2 separate regions of the Homo sapiens genome follow, and region 1 is linked to region 2. Evidence: chromatin loops called from intact Hi-C (ENCODE). Cell type or tissue: PC-9. All regions are shown on one strand. Each heading gives the region's core, and the rest is flanking DNA. Links, peaks and the distances in the headings are about the cores only.

Region 1 (8,343 bases), core at 174-8,173, 280 kb after region 2:
CTATTCAGAAAAAGTTAAATCTCTATTTCTTCCTATTTACTGTCATGAATTTATGATGGATGAATGAGCTAAATGTAAAGAAATAAAACCATAAAAAGTATAAGGAAAATATATATATAGGTGAAAAGTCATATAATCTTAAAGTGAGGAGTGGTTTTTGAAGTCTAAAAGGTGGCTTTAGGTAAGTTAAGCCACATCTGCACTGCTTTGTTATGTTGTCAATTAAGATTAAAAAAAAATAAATGTTACCTTTTTTTCTGTTAAGTTTAATCTTCTTTGGTATCACCCTATCAATTTTGCTACTACCCTATCAATATATTTCTGGATTCAGATTATATCTATCTCCTCCCTAAGCCTCCCCAAAGTATGCCATGTGCAAAAGTGACCACAAGAACATCACTATCTTCAAACCAAGCTATCATGTTGAACAAAAAAGCCAAAGAGAGAACAGCAGGTAATTTATTCACTATAGCCATATTCAACATAGGCAAAGTGAGAGCCCAAGGCAGAGTTATAGGGGAAAGTAAAAGGTTGACACGAGGGAAGAGATATGAATGGTTAGAATGGACTCAGGCAATCACTTAGCAGGTGGGAAAACTGAACTAATCTGGATTGGGGTAAATAGTCTGGGAGTAAAACTGTAAACAATGCCAAGGTGTCAGAGAGCCCCAGGGATTATGCTGTGCTAGCCTCACCATTTAAAATGAGCCACAGGGGATCTGGTTACCTGATTATGACATGTCTGTCAGACCAGTAAGGATGGGCCAGGGAATCTCCCAGGATTGCTCAATGCAACAGTACATATATTTTAGAGCATGTTTAAGGTAAGATGTGGATTTGCTTGCATTGCTCATACTGGACTGTGTACTAAAGGTTGCCTTAAAATCGGCAGGTGTCCTAGATCTCCTGCACAGTACATACTAAGGTTGGTTCTTCCTAGCTGATCCTAAGGGCATGGCACTCAGGATAAAACACAAACCAACTGCATGGGTGTGAACATCAGAAGAATAATGTTTATGTTTTAACCTTAGAATATATTCAAACCAGTTTTCCAGTTTGCAGTACAACCTCGTTGAAAGGATATTTTTTTTAAAAAAAAGCTAGTCTATTCCCCTATATGGATGGCCACCTGGTGAGTGGTACTTGTCAGCTGTGGTCCTACAATGTCCTGCAGATCAATTAGTAAATATTCCTCAAGCACCTACTGTGAACAAGATGCTGAGCTGAGGGCTGGAGATATGATGGTGGCAAAAGAGACTAATCCTTCATGGAACTCAAAAATCTAACAGATCCTCCTGTGTATCCTGGAGTTCTACCAGGTATTAATCAAAGGCTTTGAATGCCTCTGGTGGTATGGGCAAATGAAGGGGAAGGCCAAAATTATTGAGAAATAAGATCATTTATGCATATTAGTGAAGAAAATGCAGCGTGTAATCTTGAAGTTTTGATGTACATAAAATAGCCATATCACTTCCCTGTGTGACATTCAATGCCAAAGATGTTGGGTTTATCTCGTACTTGACTACTGCACTAAGCTACACTTAGTCCACCTAGTGTTGCTATAACAGAATATCTGAGACTAGGTAATTTATCAATAAAAAGGGTTTATTTGGCTCATGATTCTAATAGTGGGAAAGTTCAAGATGGGACATCTGCTTCTGGTGAGGGCCTCAGGCTGCATCCACTCAAGGTGGAAGGTAAAGGGGAGCCAGAGTGTGCAGAGATCACATGGGGAGAGTGAAAGCAAGAGGGCAGGGTGCACCAGGCTCTTTTTAGCAACCAGCTTTAACAAACAATTAGAGTGAGAACTCGTTTACCCTCAAGGAAGGACGTTAACCTATTCATGAAGGATCCACCCCATGACCCAAATACCTCCCATTAGGCCCCACCTTCAACACTGGAGATCAAACTTCAACATGAGGTTTGGAGGGGGCAAACATCCGAACCATCTCAACTACACACCTATGGTTTTGAATTTTAAGAGTCTTAAAGTATATCTTCAAAAACTGTGACATCAACTGGGAGCCACGGTCTGACAGCAGACTATGGGAAAAGAATGTCTTCTTCAGCATTGGTGGACAACAGCCACATAGGAAAAGTGAGAATCATGGCAAAGGGTGGGAGTAACACTTTAAAAACAAAGGTTTAGGCCGGGCATGGTGGCTCACGCCTGTAATCCTAGCACTTTGGGAGGCCAAGGTGGGTGGATCACCTGAGGTCAGGAGTTCGAGACCAGCCTGGCCAACATGGTGAAACCCCATCTCTACTAAAAATACAAAAATTAGCCGGGCACAGTGGCATGCGCACCTGTAGTCCCAGCTACTCAGGAGGCTGACACAGGAGAATCGCTTGAACCTGGGAGGCAGAGGGTGCAGTGAGCTGAGATTGTGCCACTGCACTCCAGCCTGGGTGACAGAGTGAGACTCCGCCTCAAAACAAACAAACAAACAAACAAAACAAAGGTTTAATCATCACATTCAGGAGATAAGATAAAGTGGGAATAAGTAAGAAGGTAAATCAAAGTTTATAAGACAGAAAGATCAGAAACATGGGAGGGAAATTAGTATGAGTTGGATTCGGACAAGCAGTTAAGAATAAGGACAAAAACAGTTATCAAGTCCAGTAGACTAAAATGGTTCCCAAGCTCATTCATTTGTTCACACATTGTCTCTCGTCTGATGGAACAGAAAAGTGAAAGGTTTTCTGGCTAATTTTTTAATCTATTATTTGATTCAACTATAATTATTCCCTTTTAAATATTTGCTTCAATATGGAAAAATAAACTAGTCTTGCTCTTAAAGATAAAAATTACTAAAAAACATTTGGAGAAAATCCTAAAAACATACCTGGTTTTCTTACTTTGCAATAAAAGATTAATAGAGGGGAAAAAGAACAAAACAAATTATCAGCCAGGTGTGGTGGGTCATGCCTGTAATCCCAGCACTTTTGGAAAGCCCAGATGGGCAGATAGCTTGAGCCCAGGAGTTGGAGACCCGCCTGGGCAACATGACAAAATCCCATTTCTACAAAAAAAACAAAAGTACAAAAATTAGCTGGGCATGGTGGCATGCGTCTGTGACACCAGCCACTCCAGAGGCAGAGGATGATGCAGGAGAATCACTTGAGCCCAAGGCGTGGAGGCTGCAGTGAACCGTGATCATACTATTGTACTCCAGCCTGGGCAAGAGTGAACCCTGTCTCAATAAAATAAACAATAATAAAAAAAGAAATTATCCTGTCCAATTTACTCATCTTAAAGCTGAGAAAACTTAGGCTCAGAGTGGTGAAATAATATGCCCAGCTGTGTTTTACATGTCAGTTTAAATAAAAGAAAATAAAAAAAACAGAACTTAAAACAGTTCTCATGCATGTCCCATCCTCAATTACTGCAGAAACTGAAAAGGAAAGAAAGACACCTAGAATGAATTTCAATGCCACTGCAGAATGCAGCCCTCCCCAGCACTACCTTTTAGCAAGTGAGCAGGGGGCATTTTTGGGGGGAAGCAGTTGCAGTTTGCACCAATTGAGGAAATCTATAAACATATTGTACCTGGATTTCAAAAAGACATTTTTCAAAGCTGGAGAGTAGTGGGCTACACTTTTAAGCTTTTCATGATAGCCTTGAGAAAAAAATGGGGATGAATTAAAAGAGTTTGAGGCAGAAATACCAGTTAGGAAGCCATCCACTGCCATGAACAGGAATGACCAAGAGAGTGATGAAAATGAGGACGACGTCACTACTGTAGGTGGGACCACAGCTGCAGCTGCTGACATCCCCACCACTGCTGCAAATAATATCATCTTTTACTGATTCCTGACACGCCAGGCACCATATGCTTTACATATTTTATACAATCCTCACAGGTCTATGGTGTTTACTATCCCCATTTAGCATGTGAGAAAACCAAGGCTCAGAGAAATAAAGCAACTTTGCTATGTCATCTTGGCTACACTACAATCCTCAGTTATTGTGTCAAACAGTTTTCTAGGTGTTGTTGTGAACGTATTTTGTAGATGTGATTAAAGCCCATGATCAGTTGACCTCAAGTGAGAGAGATTATCCTAGATAATCTGGGTAGGCCTGATTTAATCAGTTGAACAGTCTTAAAAGCAGAGCGGAGTCTTCCTTGAGGAAAAAGAAACTCCACCTGTGAACAGCAGGGTCCGTCTGTGCTGGAGTTCAGCCTGCCTTTACTGACAACCTGCTCTGTGGGTTTCAGTCTTGCCTAACCAGCCCCACAGTTGCATAAACCAATCCCTTGCAATTAATCTCTTAATATATATCTCCTATTGGTTCTGCTCTTCTGGTTGAACCTTGACTAATACACATGCCAAACATCACACAATCATTAGGTGAAAGACCTCAGATGCTCTCAAAGTCAAAGTAGGCCAGTATTCCACACTCCCTCCCAGAAGATCAGTTTTAGACATCAGCACTCCATAGAAATGGAACCACATCCAAATGCCTTGCAGACACTAAAGGAATGCAATCTAGGGCAAGGTTAAAAGCTCTGAAGGCCACTCTGCCTGGGTTCAAGCCCTAGTTCTGCCGCCTTAATCTTAGGCAATGTACTTAAATTCTCTATGCCTCAGTTTCCTCATCTGAAACATGGATTAACAATAGTACCTACCTCATAAGTTGCTGGGGATCTAATGAATTATACCATGCAAAGCATTTAGAACACCTAGCACATAGTAAATACTCAATAAAGATGAAGAATTTTAACTATTTAACAGAACCAAAAAGAGAATTATAGAAGCTGAGCTTTTGAAACAGGGCAAAGAGGGAGGAGAAACACTCATGATGACTATAAGGAAACTGGAGTCAAGGGAAACCACTCATTTGTGATGCAGAATGTAATCAGAGTGATATAAGCACTGAAGAATGCTTCCCTGACTATGACCATTCCAGAAAAGGCCAGCATTTCATAGGCATTATACCTAATCCAGGGATGGGCAAAAGCAAGAAACCACAGTTCATCAGAATTTCAGTTCTATATCAACACAGAAAAGTCCCCTAACTTGTTCTAGGCCTGACTGATACAAAAGAAGAATGCAGGGTTTAACATTTTCAACATCAGCAGGTTTTTCCAAAGGCACAAAAACGTATTTAGATTTGGATGGTCTACACCGAGATCATTGTTATATACTGGAAAATACAGCTCAACAAAATATAATTCCTGTAGGTTATGAGCAAATAGTAGACACAATGTAGGCCATTATCATGATTCACACTAGTCAAGCATGTTGGATATGCCAAATTCTACACAAAGCCTATAAAAGATACATGATTCCCGACAACTCAAGTAGCAACAAGATGAGACACCTTCCGTTTAACTTTGGGGAAAAAATGCATCAGTGTTCATAAATACATCTGTATATCTTTTCACTGAATGGCGATTATTCTAGAAAAAAGGAAAGAGCCTTTTTTTAAAAAAGGAAGCAGGACACTGCAACAAGCAAATGTTAAAGTTTTACAAATACAGTATAGATGTTAAATACAGTGTTTAAACACAATATAGACTTTAAAAGCAATAAAACCCAAAGTGATATTTATGGCTTTAATACGATCTCGGCATAATATGCCCTACAAACAATGATGATCACAATCTAAATTTGCTTCCATGTGCTTCCTAGAGAAACAGCGAAAGAAAATTATTTCTAAACCTTTTGCTAAATAATTTGCTCTGGATGCCTTCTAAACTTTGAGGTGCGAATTGAACATCCCTCTAAGATCAGGCTGTTTTGCTTATGACCACATACCCCAGAGGTAGCTATGATTATTGTTGAAAGGAAGTGATAAGCCAAAAGTGCTAGCATTTCAAGTTGAAAACTAAAGAAAAGGAGAATTGTCCTAAAGAAGCCACTAGCACCATGATGCATGGAGAATTGGATTTAGTCTCTCTTTTCTAGGTCAGAGTGGTTGCCTCGGTGACTTGTTACAGAAGAGATGGCCTACCTACAATGCAATATTGTTTGTTTCCATGGTAGTGTAAGCACAGCCTATCTTTGGGTGCCATGTAAACTCAAAGAGAAAATTTAATTCTCCAACCAGGGAGCTGGTACGTGTTCAAGGAAAGAAGATAGAGCTGGAAACTGTGTTCACTGTTTCATCAAAACTTTTCTCTAGATCTTTAACAAAACAATTATTAGTCTGGATAATCTTCTATTCCTTTTAACATCTATTGATAATGCCCTCTGTCAAGTATTCAATCAATTTCAATCCCATCTACTGTATGGATGGTATAGATTCAATCTACAGATCAGATGTATACTGATCTATCTCTTAAAATCTGCATTTCTATAAAATACACTTATAGCTTAAGTACTCTATTGGCACAATAACATATTCTCGCTATATTCTCTGCTTCTAAATAAGAGACAATGTATTTTGATATATAGAGTTTCTGTTTACAAGTAACTTCTAAGACAGAGTTCCTCTGCATTGTAACTGAATTAAAATAAGAACAACTGGCTGGGTGCAGTGGCTCATGCCTGTAATCCCAGTACTTTGGGAGGCCAAGGTGGGCAGATCACTTGAGGCTTGGAGTTCGAGACCAGCCTGACCATCATGATGAAACCACGTCTCTACTAAAAAAATACAAAATTAGCTGGCTGTGGTGGTGCACACCTGTGGTCCCAGATATTCGGGAGGCTGAGGCATGAGAATTGCTTGAACCCAGGAGGTGGAGGTTGCAGTGAGCCGAGATCACACCACTGCACTTTGGCCTGGGCGACAGAGTGAGATTCTGTCTCAAAAATAAAAAAAATAAATAAAAACAAAACAAACAAACAAGACATCTCCTGATGTCACCACACTTAGCTGTTTCCATGAGTGCTCTTTTCATATTAGGAGTATGTTCAGACACAGGGCACCGGATTTCTTATTGTTTAAAAACCTTCATTAAGTGTTTGTATCGGAAGTCAAGGCTGAGGGTCTTCAGCTTTGTCCCATGGAACTGCACAGGAAAAGTCTGTAAGTGCTCCAGGTTCTTTTCTGCGAGCATATCTGGAGCACGTACCCACATCAAGGGCACAGAGTGATGGGGATGGTAGAACAACATAGGTCATTATGCCGAATAAATGTGGAAAGTGCAGATACCTGCTTCCCAATAGGCTGTCACGGAAATAAATGAAATAGTACTTATGCTTTTCAGAAGAATGTGAAGTATATTTAAAGAGATAAGTAGCTGCGCTAACCAAATCCAGCAGCACGTCAAAAAGCTTATCTACCATGATCAAATAGGCTTTATCCGTGGGGAGCAAGTTTGGTTCAACATATGCAAATCAATAAATATGATTCATTGTATAAACAGAACTACAGACAAAAACCACGTGATTATCTCAACAGATGCAGAAAAGGTTTTTGATAAAATTCAACACCTTTTGATGTTAAAAACCCTCAACAAAATAGGTATTAAAGGAACATACCTCAAAATAATAAGAGCCATCTACAACAAACCCACAGCCAACATAATACCATCATACTGAATGAGCAAAAGCTGGCAGCATTCCCCTTGAAAACTGGCACAAGACAAGGATGTCCTGTCTTACCACTCTTACTCAACATAGTATTAGAAGTCCTCGCCAGAGCAATCAGTCAAGAGGAAGAAATAAGGGCATCCAAGTAAGAAGAAAGGAAGTCAAACTATCCCTTTTTGCAGATGACATGATTCTGTATCTAGAAAACCCTATAGTCTCGGGCCAAAAGCACCTTAAGCCGATGCATAATTTCAGCAAAGTCTCAGGATACAAAATCAATGTGCAAAAATCACTAGCATTCCGATACATAAACAACAGTCAAGCTGAGAGCCAAATCAGGCATGCAGTCCCATTCTTAACCACCACAAAAAGAATAAAATACATAGGAATACAGTTAACAGGGAGGGGAAAAATCTCTACAATGAGAATGACAAAACACTGCTCAAAGAAATCAGAGATGACACAGAAAATGGAAAAACATTCCATGCTCATGGATAGGAAGAATCAATATTGTTAAAATGGACTATCTACTACCCAAAGCAGTTTGTAGTTTCAATACTATTCCTATCAAACTACCAATGACATTCTTCACGGAACCAGAAGAAACTACTTTAAAATGCATATGGAACCAAAAAAAAAGCCCGAATAGCCAAGGCAATCCTAAGCAAAAAGAACAAAGCTGGAAGTATCACCATTGCCTAACTTCAAACTATACTACAAAGCAACAGTAACCAAAAAGCATGGGAGGGGTACAAAAACAGACATATAGACTATTGGAACAGAATAGAGAGCTCAGAAACAAGGCCACACACCTACAACCATGTGATCTTCGACAAAGCTGACAAAAACAAGCAACCAGGA
Region 2 (8,343 bases), core at 67-8,066:
AGGTCTTGGCTCTGTCACACAGGATGGAGTGCAGTGGCATGATCGCGGCTCACTGCAGCCTTGACCTTCTGGGCTCAAGTGATCCTCCCACCTCAGCCTCCCCACTAGCTGGGACCACAGGTGGGTGCGACCATACTCAGCTGATTTTTAAAATTTTTATTTTTAGTAGAGGCCAGGTCTCGCTATATAGCTCAGGCTGGTCTCACACTCCTGAGCTCAAGCAATCCTTTCCCCCTTGGCTTCCCAAAGTGCTGGGGTTACAGATGTGAGACACTGCACCGAGCCATGACCTTAAATTTTAAGATACATTTAGATAAATGCGATCATTATTATTAGCCTTGCTATCCACAATCTTAAAAACTGAAATTTCATGCTCTTTGAGATGTAGGCGAATCAAATTCATTGTACTATTTTGGAATGACATTATTCCTAAGAGTTTGCAAACTTAGTCCCCAGTATTATGGAGGAGTATCAGCGGGTCTGTTTCAACTTGTTATTGCTCTACCCACTCTAACTCTAACCTCATTCTTCCCTTCTTTTTAACTCTTTAAAACCTGGAGACTCATCTATCTCTATTTTCCTTCACAGGCCTACCAACCTAATGTATGCAGGCTACATGGACTGCTTCCTAGATATAAGCAGTTCTGGGATATGTATACCCATAGGAAGACAGGAGTGAGCAACAGCTACTCAAAGTTGTGAAGAAGAAAAGAATAATAAATTCCTATACATGAGCACCTTCTAAAGGAATGTTTTATAAACCATGGGTCACGACTCCTAAAATTAGAATGTACTGAAATAGAATTATTAGACTAAAATCAGTATTTCTTTTTATTAAATAGACAACAAAAGGCTATTTCATCAGGAGTAAAGGTTAAGCATTATCGTGTGAAAATTTTGATTTGATTATTCAGACACACACATACACACACACATACCTGCAACAAATATTGATTGAGGGCCTCCTATGCGCCAGGTATTAGACGCAGAACAGTGAAAAAGACCAAGAAAAGCGAAGCTCTGCCCTTAGGGGGCTGACATTCCAGTGGTTTCAGAGTATGTGCGTGTGTGTGTCTGCACAGGTGTCTACACATTCATGTGTTTTACAGCCTACGAATGCATACTTTATACTGGGTTAAAAACGTTTGAAAACCACTGGAGTGAAAACCACTGAAGTGGCATTGCTTAGAATATGGTCTGTGGACTGGAGCTGGTGCACAAACTGTTACCGGTCTACTGTAAGTACAGAAATTGAGAATAAATGTTTTAAAAATTACATCGCAACTTGGCCTTGCTGTGATATCCAATTATGTGATAATTCTGCTGGCAACTCAATTTTCTTTTTAAATTGAATTTTAGAAAATGAATCAATTCATGATGGAAAAACAAAATGGTCTTTCCCAAGAGATGGTTTGAGCAGCACTGCTCTGGGGGGGCAAACTGGCCAGGTGTCTTGGGAGTAGGTTACATCACACTCTGATTGGAAACTGCAGCCCTGGACCACAGCTGTAAAAAGGTGCAACACAGGGAGCAAGAAAACCCCAACAAATGGGGAGGATGGTCCAGGTCTGTTCTCTTTCCACACATATAAAATGATGAAGACAATTAAACGGCAAGTGGAAAACTGTTAGCACCGACAATAAGGATGGGCTGCTAAGTTCAGAAGAGGTGACACAAAAACCATTTCTGGTTGCGTCAAATTCACATCAGTTGCAGTCACGTAGTTGGACTGCTTATATGTCTAATCACAATGGATCATATCAGCAAAATGAGTCTAATTTCAGGTCTGCTTTAATTACAACAATAAAAGCTATATATTTTGTGTTAAAGTTTCAGTTTGTCACATGGTCAAAAACTCACTGCATTAAAAAGCTGCAAGAACTTGTGAGCACATAAAATCGATTGGGAAGAGTGGTAAAAACTGTGGGCAAGGAAACAGTTTTGTGGAGGAATAAGTTTTTATAAATAATCTTATAAACTCAACAGTTTGTCTTGTAGGTAATTTCTGTTGGTTTCTATTCCAACTGGGTGTCAGTTACACTCTTGGCCATACAGTAAGAGGAATGCCAACACTGCTTGTTCCTTTATAGCATACGTGCTCCTGGCCAGAATTACCAGTTTTCGGCTGTGGGAGAAGAGAAATGAAAACCAGAGCCCTGAAACTTCAAAATATATTCTTAACATTGTTATTTCCTATTACAATATTAAGAGACATATGGAAAATTTGTACAATTAACGAATACTGAGCCAAATACTAAGGGGTAATGTAATGCTTTTCAAATTATTCATATTTCAGTTCTGAGTGAATAGCACTAATTGCTGGCTGAAGGGAGGAGTAATGAGAAGGAGGAAAGTAAAGCCAAAAATTATTCCCCAACCCAGGAGTTGGCAAACTATGACCTATGGTCAAATCTAGCCCACTGCCTGTTTTTATAAAGTTTCTTTGGAACACAGTCACATTCATTCGTTTACGTATCATCTATGGTGGCTTTCATGCCACAACAGCAAAGTTGAGTAGTTGTAACTCACGAAGCCTAAAATATTTACTATCTGGCTCTTTGCAGAAAATGTTTCCAGCCCCTTCCCTAACCTACCTTATCCTACAGCCTCCTGAAAGTGCACAGACTCTTCTCTCATTCACCCATTGATTACACAATATTTATTAAGTACCTACTGCATATCAGGCACTATTCTAAGTGATGAAGGTACAGTAGTGAAGAAAAAGAAAGAAAATAGAAGAGGAAAAAAAGTAAAAAGTTGTTGCTCTGATGGCGCATACATTGTAACGGCAAGAAACCACAAAAAATAAACAGTTTAAATATATAGCAGGTGAGAAGGTGATTGATAAGTGTTATGGGAAAAATAACGAAGCAAGCAAGAGGAATAACATTAACATTAGCTTACTCTGTACCGGGCACTGTTTTTAGTGCTTTTCATATATCAATTCAATTAATCCTTACAATAACCCTAAGGACACAATACTTATCCCCACTTTATTGGTGATCAAACTGAGGCACAGAAAGTGATCAAACTGAGGCACCAAGTCACACAGCTAGAAAATGATGTGAAGTCAGACAGTCTGGCAGCAGAGCGCATCCTCTTAATTATATACCGTGCCAGCTCTTTGTGCAGAAAGGGAATGGCAGGCACTTAAAAGTTTTGATCAGATAATCATGGAAGGCCCCACTGATAAAGTGACATTGATTAAAACCTTGAAGAAAGTGAAGGGAGAAAGTCACAGAAATATCTGAGAAGAGCTTCCAGGGAGAAACAACAGTAAATGCAAAGGCCCCTAGAAGGGAGAGCTTCATGTAGTTGATGTTTGAGGTTAGTGGGCCGGAAGCTGGTGAGCCAGAGGGTTAGTAGGGAATGTGGTCCCAGAGGCACAGAAGGCGTGGTGGGAGTGGTGGGGTAGTGGAATCTGGGGCCTCCATGGCAGCCAGGCTTTGACTTCAATTGAGCATGGAGATGGAAGGCCACTGGAGGGTTCTGAGCCAAGGAATGACATGATCTGATTTCTGTTTTAAGAAGTATCCTTCCTAAGAACACACTGCAGGGGTGACAGAGGTAGAAGCAAGAACAGTCAGAAAACAACTGCAACAATTCAGATGAGAGGTGTTCTATTGGTGGCTCGGGTCAGGGTGTGAGCAGTAGAGATGGTGATGGGACACTAGCTATGTATGTATGTGTGAATACACACATAGTAAATATGTGCGTGTATATATATGTAAATATATATATAAAATGTATGTATGTGTGAATACACATATAGTAAATATATATGTATATATATAAACGCATATTGCTATATATTCTGAATACAAAATGTATATTACTATACATATTAGGATGCATTACACATATGAATTAAGTTATAATTTAGAGAGTGAAATGCACAGATCTTTACTGCACAGTTTGATGTGTTCTGACAAATACATACACCTATGTAACATACCCCTAACAAAGACAGCAACGTTTCTATTGCCCTGTGTATATTTTTGATGTAAATGCCAACAGAACTGGATATAGCATTTGGGAGAAAGGACAAACTCAAGACTATGGCCTAAGCCATAGGAGGATGGAGTGGCCATTTACTGAGGCAACTAACTGCCCACTCTCAACTTCTGAGTATGACAGCATTTCCCTCATCCATCAAAGGAAGGAAACAGGAGGAACTATAAAAATATCTTCTGGGTGAGTCATTACCCTGTCATCCTTTACACTGAAATTTGATGAAATACAGCCAGCCCTCCATATCTGTGGGTGCATCATCAGTGGATTCAAAGAACTATGAATAGAAAATATTTGAAAAAAAAATGTGTCTGTGACTAAACATTTACAGACTTTTTCTTGTCATTATTCCCTAAACAACACAACAAAGATTTACCTAGCATTTATATTGTATTGGGTGTTATAAGTAATCTAGTGATGATTTAAAGTATACAGGAGGATATTCTTACGTTATAGGCAAATTCGATGCCATTTTATATCAGGGACTTGAGCATCTCTGGATTTTGATATCTGTGGGAGGTCGTGGGACCAACTCCCCGTGGATACCCAGTGACGGCTGTGCCTGGATCTCGTATATAAAAACTGAATGTCATGGCAGAATACTCAAGGAAGATTACCGCATCATCAAGTACTCCTATAGCACTTGTCTCTCCCCACACCCATTCTCTCTCAGCCTCTGTTACCAAGTACCATATGGAACCACTGGTTATCTCTAATAGATGTTATACTTGGCTAAGGAAAAAGTGTATCTCTGGCAAGCAGCCTCACTTAACCAGGTCCTTGGAATGTTGTCTCTACTAGATCGAGCTTTTTAAGGACTAAAGACCCACTCTTAAAATTTCTCTATCAAGTCTATGGCAATGAAAAGAGGCAGATTCTGTAAAATATTTTGAAGAGATTTATTCTGAGCCAAACATGAGTGACCAACAGCCTGTGACACAGCCCTCAGGAGATCCTGAGAACATGTGCCCAAGGTGGTCAGGCTACAACTTGCTTTTATACATTTTAGGGAGACGTGAGGCATCAATTGATACATGTAAGATCTACATTGGTTCAGTCCAGAAAGGGAGCACAATTTGGGGGAGGGAGGTTGGTTAGTTCCAGATTATAGGTAGATTCAATGAATTTCTGATTGGCAATTGGTTGAAAAAGTTGTTATTATCTAAAGACTTACTATCAATAGAAAGGGATGTCTGGGTTAAGATGAGGGGTTGTGGAGACCAAGGTTTTATCATGCAGATAAAGCCTCCAGGTAGGAAGCTTCAGAGAATAGATTGTCAATGTTTCTTATCAGACTTTAAAAGATTATTCTATCAGTAATTCCAAAAAGGAAGAGGGAATAATGAGTCATGTTGGGCTCCCCCTTCCCATCACGGCCTAAACTAGTTTTTCGGGTTAACTTTGGAATGCCCTTGGCCGAGAGGAGGGGTCCATTCAGGTGGTTGGAATTTTATTTTTGGTTTACACTTACCATGGTGATCATGAAATAAATAACAACTATTTGTATCCATCAAAACAAAACTATTCCTTTATCATCACCAAACATGCTTTGCAGTACTGCATAGGAAAGAATAGAATATTAATGGACTTGTTAGACTCTGACTCTTTCATGTCTTAGAGAATCAACTTAGATTTTGTTTTCATTTCAATAAAAGTTCTGACAACCCGTAACTTTCAGGAGAGAGGGAATGAGGGAGGCAGAGAAGCAGAAGAGAGTAAATGTGTTGAGTTGTCTTGACAGGAACTTGAAAACTTGCTTTTACCACAGCTACATGTTGAATGACGTGGGCAGGACTACTAAATGATCAATATAGTCAGGATTTTCCATATTTTACTATGTCTCATAGGACTAGTGCTCCAAAGTGACATGAATAAATTTATACATTTACTCATATACATACATATATATAGTCAGCCCTCTGTATCCATGAATTTCATATCTATGAATTTAACCAACCACAGATTTAAAATATTCAAATAAAAAAAGAAATTTAAAAATACAGTAGAGCAACTATTTATATAGCATTTGCATTGTAGTAGGTATTCTAAGTAATATAGAGATGATTTAACATATACGGGAGGATGTGTGAAGGTTATAGGCAAATACTACATCATTTCATATAAGGAACTTGAGCCGCTATGGATTTTTGGGATCCTCAGGAGATCCTAGAACCAATCCTCCATGGATACCAAGGGACAATTGTACTTTATTCACAAAGTATTTCTCATTTACCTACCATGTACCAGAAACTGATCTAGGAACTGAGGAGCTTCCATTTGATTGACCGTCTCCAATTCTGTATTTGCTTCCAATTAAGTCCATCTTGTGGACCAGGTGAAGGGATCCCACCTGCCAAGAGACATACCTTTTCCCTAGCTAAGTACAGCATCTGCCTTATTTTTAAGTGGCACCTCGAAACTTGAGTATTCTAAGTGATCGGGGTATACATTCTACTTAATGGGGTGTTTATTTGAGCCTAAAAACAAGGCTGCGGAACAACATACTTTTCAAATTTTTGGTATTTATGCCACCTCTATTGGATGTCTTTGAATTATCTTCATATAAGGATGCTTCAATTCCTGCCCTCCGTTAAAGAATAATAGAGTGTTAAAAATTTATTTTTCCACATGAAACATCTTGCTGCCTCTTGATTTAGCTGTACCAAGCACAGCCAGAGGAAGTTGAGTTGGCTCCACTTCAAATGCCTGCTGTCTAATCTTGACTGGGCACTTAATGTTACTCAAGAATCCTTTTATCCATCATTAGTTCCCTCCCTGTCACATTTCTCATAATGGCTGTCTCTAAAAATTCCTATAAAACTCTCCCCTAACCTGTTCCTATTCCTCCAACACTTAATCTCAGCAGATTACTCCAGATCCCCCCACACTGAGAATCTCAAAGCCAATCCTGGGGAACCCTCTATCTAAAGCTCCTTTGTAGACTTGCTTGTCTGTTCTTGGCCCCTGGCCTTCCATCACAGGAAGAGTCTCCGCCCTTTTATTCTTGATCTCATGCCAAGCTTTCAGACAATTATTCCTTCACTCTTTTACATCTTCAATCTCTTCCATTCCTCTGTTTCGTTCTGCTAAACTAAGAAATATGTTGAAAACCTTCTGGATCTAAAAATCCCAGCCCCAAACAAACAAAAAACACTCCCAGACACTTCCCTCACCCTTCCTGTGTTACGATCCAGTGCTTACTCTCCACAATGATGCCCTTGGAATGAGTAGTCACACAGTCTGCTCCACGGTCCCCTCCAATCTGGCTGCCACCTGAACATCACCCCCAAAATGCCATCAAAGATCATCATCTCTTGAAGAGATTACAGGGCTACAAAGTAGAAGAGGAGGGATTCAAACAGAACCAAAAAAAAAAAAAAATCTGCAAACAACCTAAATGTCCACCAGTGGGGTTCTCAAAATATACTGATAAAACTGAGTTCTGGAAATTTTGGGAAGAAAGCACAAAAACAGCCAGATTTTTAAAGAAAAATATCTCTCATGCCCTATGTATTATGCTTGAAAACAATGCAGATGGGGTATAAAAAGGAAAGGAGGGAAAAGAGGAGGGAGGAAGGCAGAGAGGGAAAAGAATTGAGAACGGAAAAAAGAAAACAATAACAACTAATATTTATTAAGTGCTTAGTAAGTACCCAAGCGATTTAGAACAAACATACTATTATTCCCTTTTTATAGAAGAGGAAAATGAGGCATGGAAACATTTAAATGTCTCCCCCAAATTGCCACTTTCATGCAAACTTTGCCTTTATCCGCCAGATGACTAGTGATATCTGAGTTATCCTGGGACAATTCTTTTGGGGGAGGGCTTGGGTCTCAGCTGAGGCCACCAGGATGGCTGAGGGCAGTCACCAGCAGGGATTGGAGTGTGGCTGGTCCCTGACCCTGCCCTGTGGACACCATTTTCTTCCCTCTACTCTGCCTCTTTTGTGGAAAATGATACCACTGGGAGTTATGAGATGTTACAGAGCATATTGCTCAAACAAATTTTCCAGGCTTCATTTTCCTTGTTTGTAAAATGAGATTAAACCAGATAAATGTAATCCTTTTTCCACATCTATAACCCAAGATTATTACTGTGAAGTTGGAACTAGATGAATCATTACCTTATTATAGACTATGCCTATAAGCAAGTACAGGAATATTTGACTCAACTTTTAAGTGATTGCTTTGTGCTAGTAAATACCATAAATTCCTCCTTGAGGAAACACAGGCACATCCACTTAGTCCCTTTTTATCTTGGAATCCAACACAAATTGGTCTTGAATTCCACCCACCCCTCTGTTGGGTGTGGACATGCATTTTGCATGCATG

The links. A loop is a pair of places that touch in the nucleus more often than their neighbours do. Peaks named below come from ENCODE experiments on the same cell type or tissue, not always from the same donor. Only the 100,000 strongest peaks of a DNase experiment are listed, where the experiment ranks them.
Region 1: a loop joins it to region 2, with 14 times the contacts of the local background. A loop is called at or near these places in 2 of 110 quality-filtered maps.

What each region holds. Positions count from the first base shown.
Region 1 is chr12:27,340,368-27,348,710 of GRCh38, reverse strand. All of the region lies in intron 1 of BMAL2 (basic helix-loop-helix ARNT like 2), which reads right to left. Among named protein-coding and RNA genes, the nearest start is that of BMAL2, 12 kb to the right of the region's middle. In PC-9, for the core only: no CTCF peak of the experiment used is centred there; DNase peaks (open chromatin) are centred at 4,250, 4,920 and 7,560; H3K4me3 peaks cover 1,786 bases; H3K27ac peaks cover 5,779 bases.
Region 2 is chr12:27,615,360-27,623,702 of GRCh38, reverse strand. All of the region lies in intron 2 of PPFIBP1 (PPFIB scaffold protein 1), which reads right to left. Among named protein-coding and RNA genes, the nearest start is that of REP15, 77 kb to the left of the region's middle. In PC-9, for the core only: no CTCF peak of the experiment used is centred there; DNase peaks (open chromatin) are centred at 4,212 and 5,402; H3K27ac peaks cover 962 bases.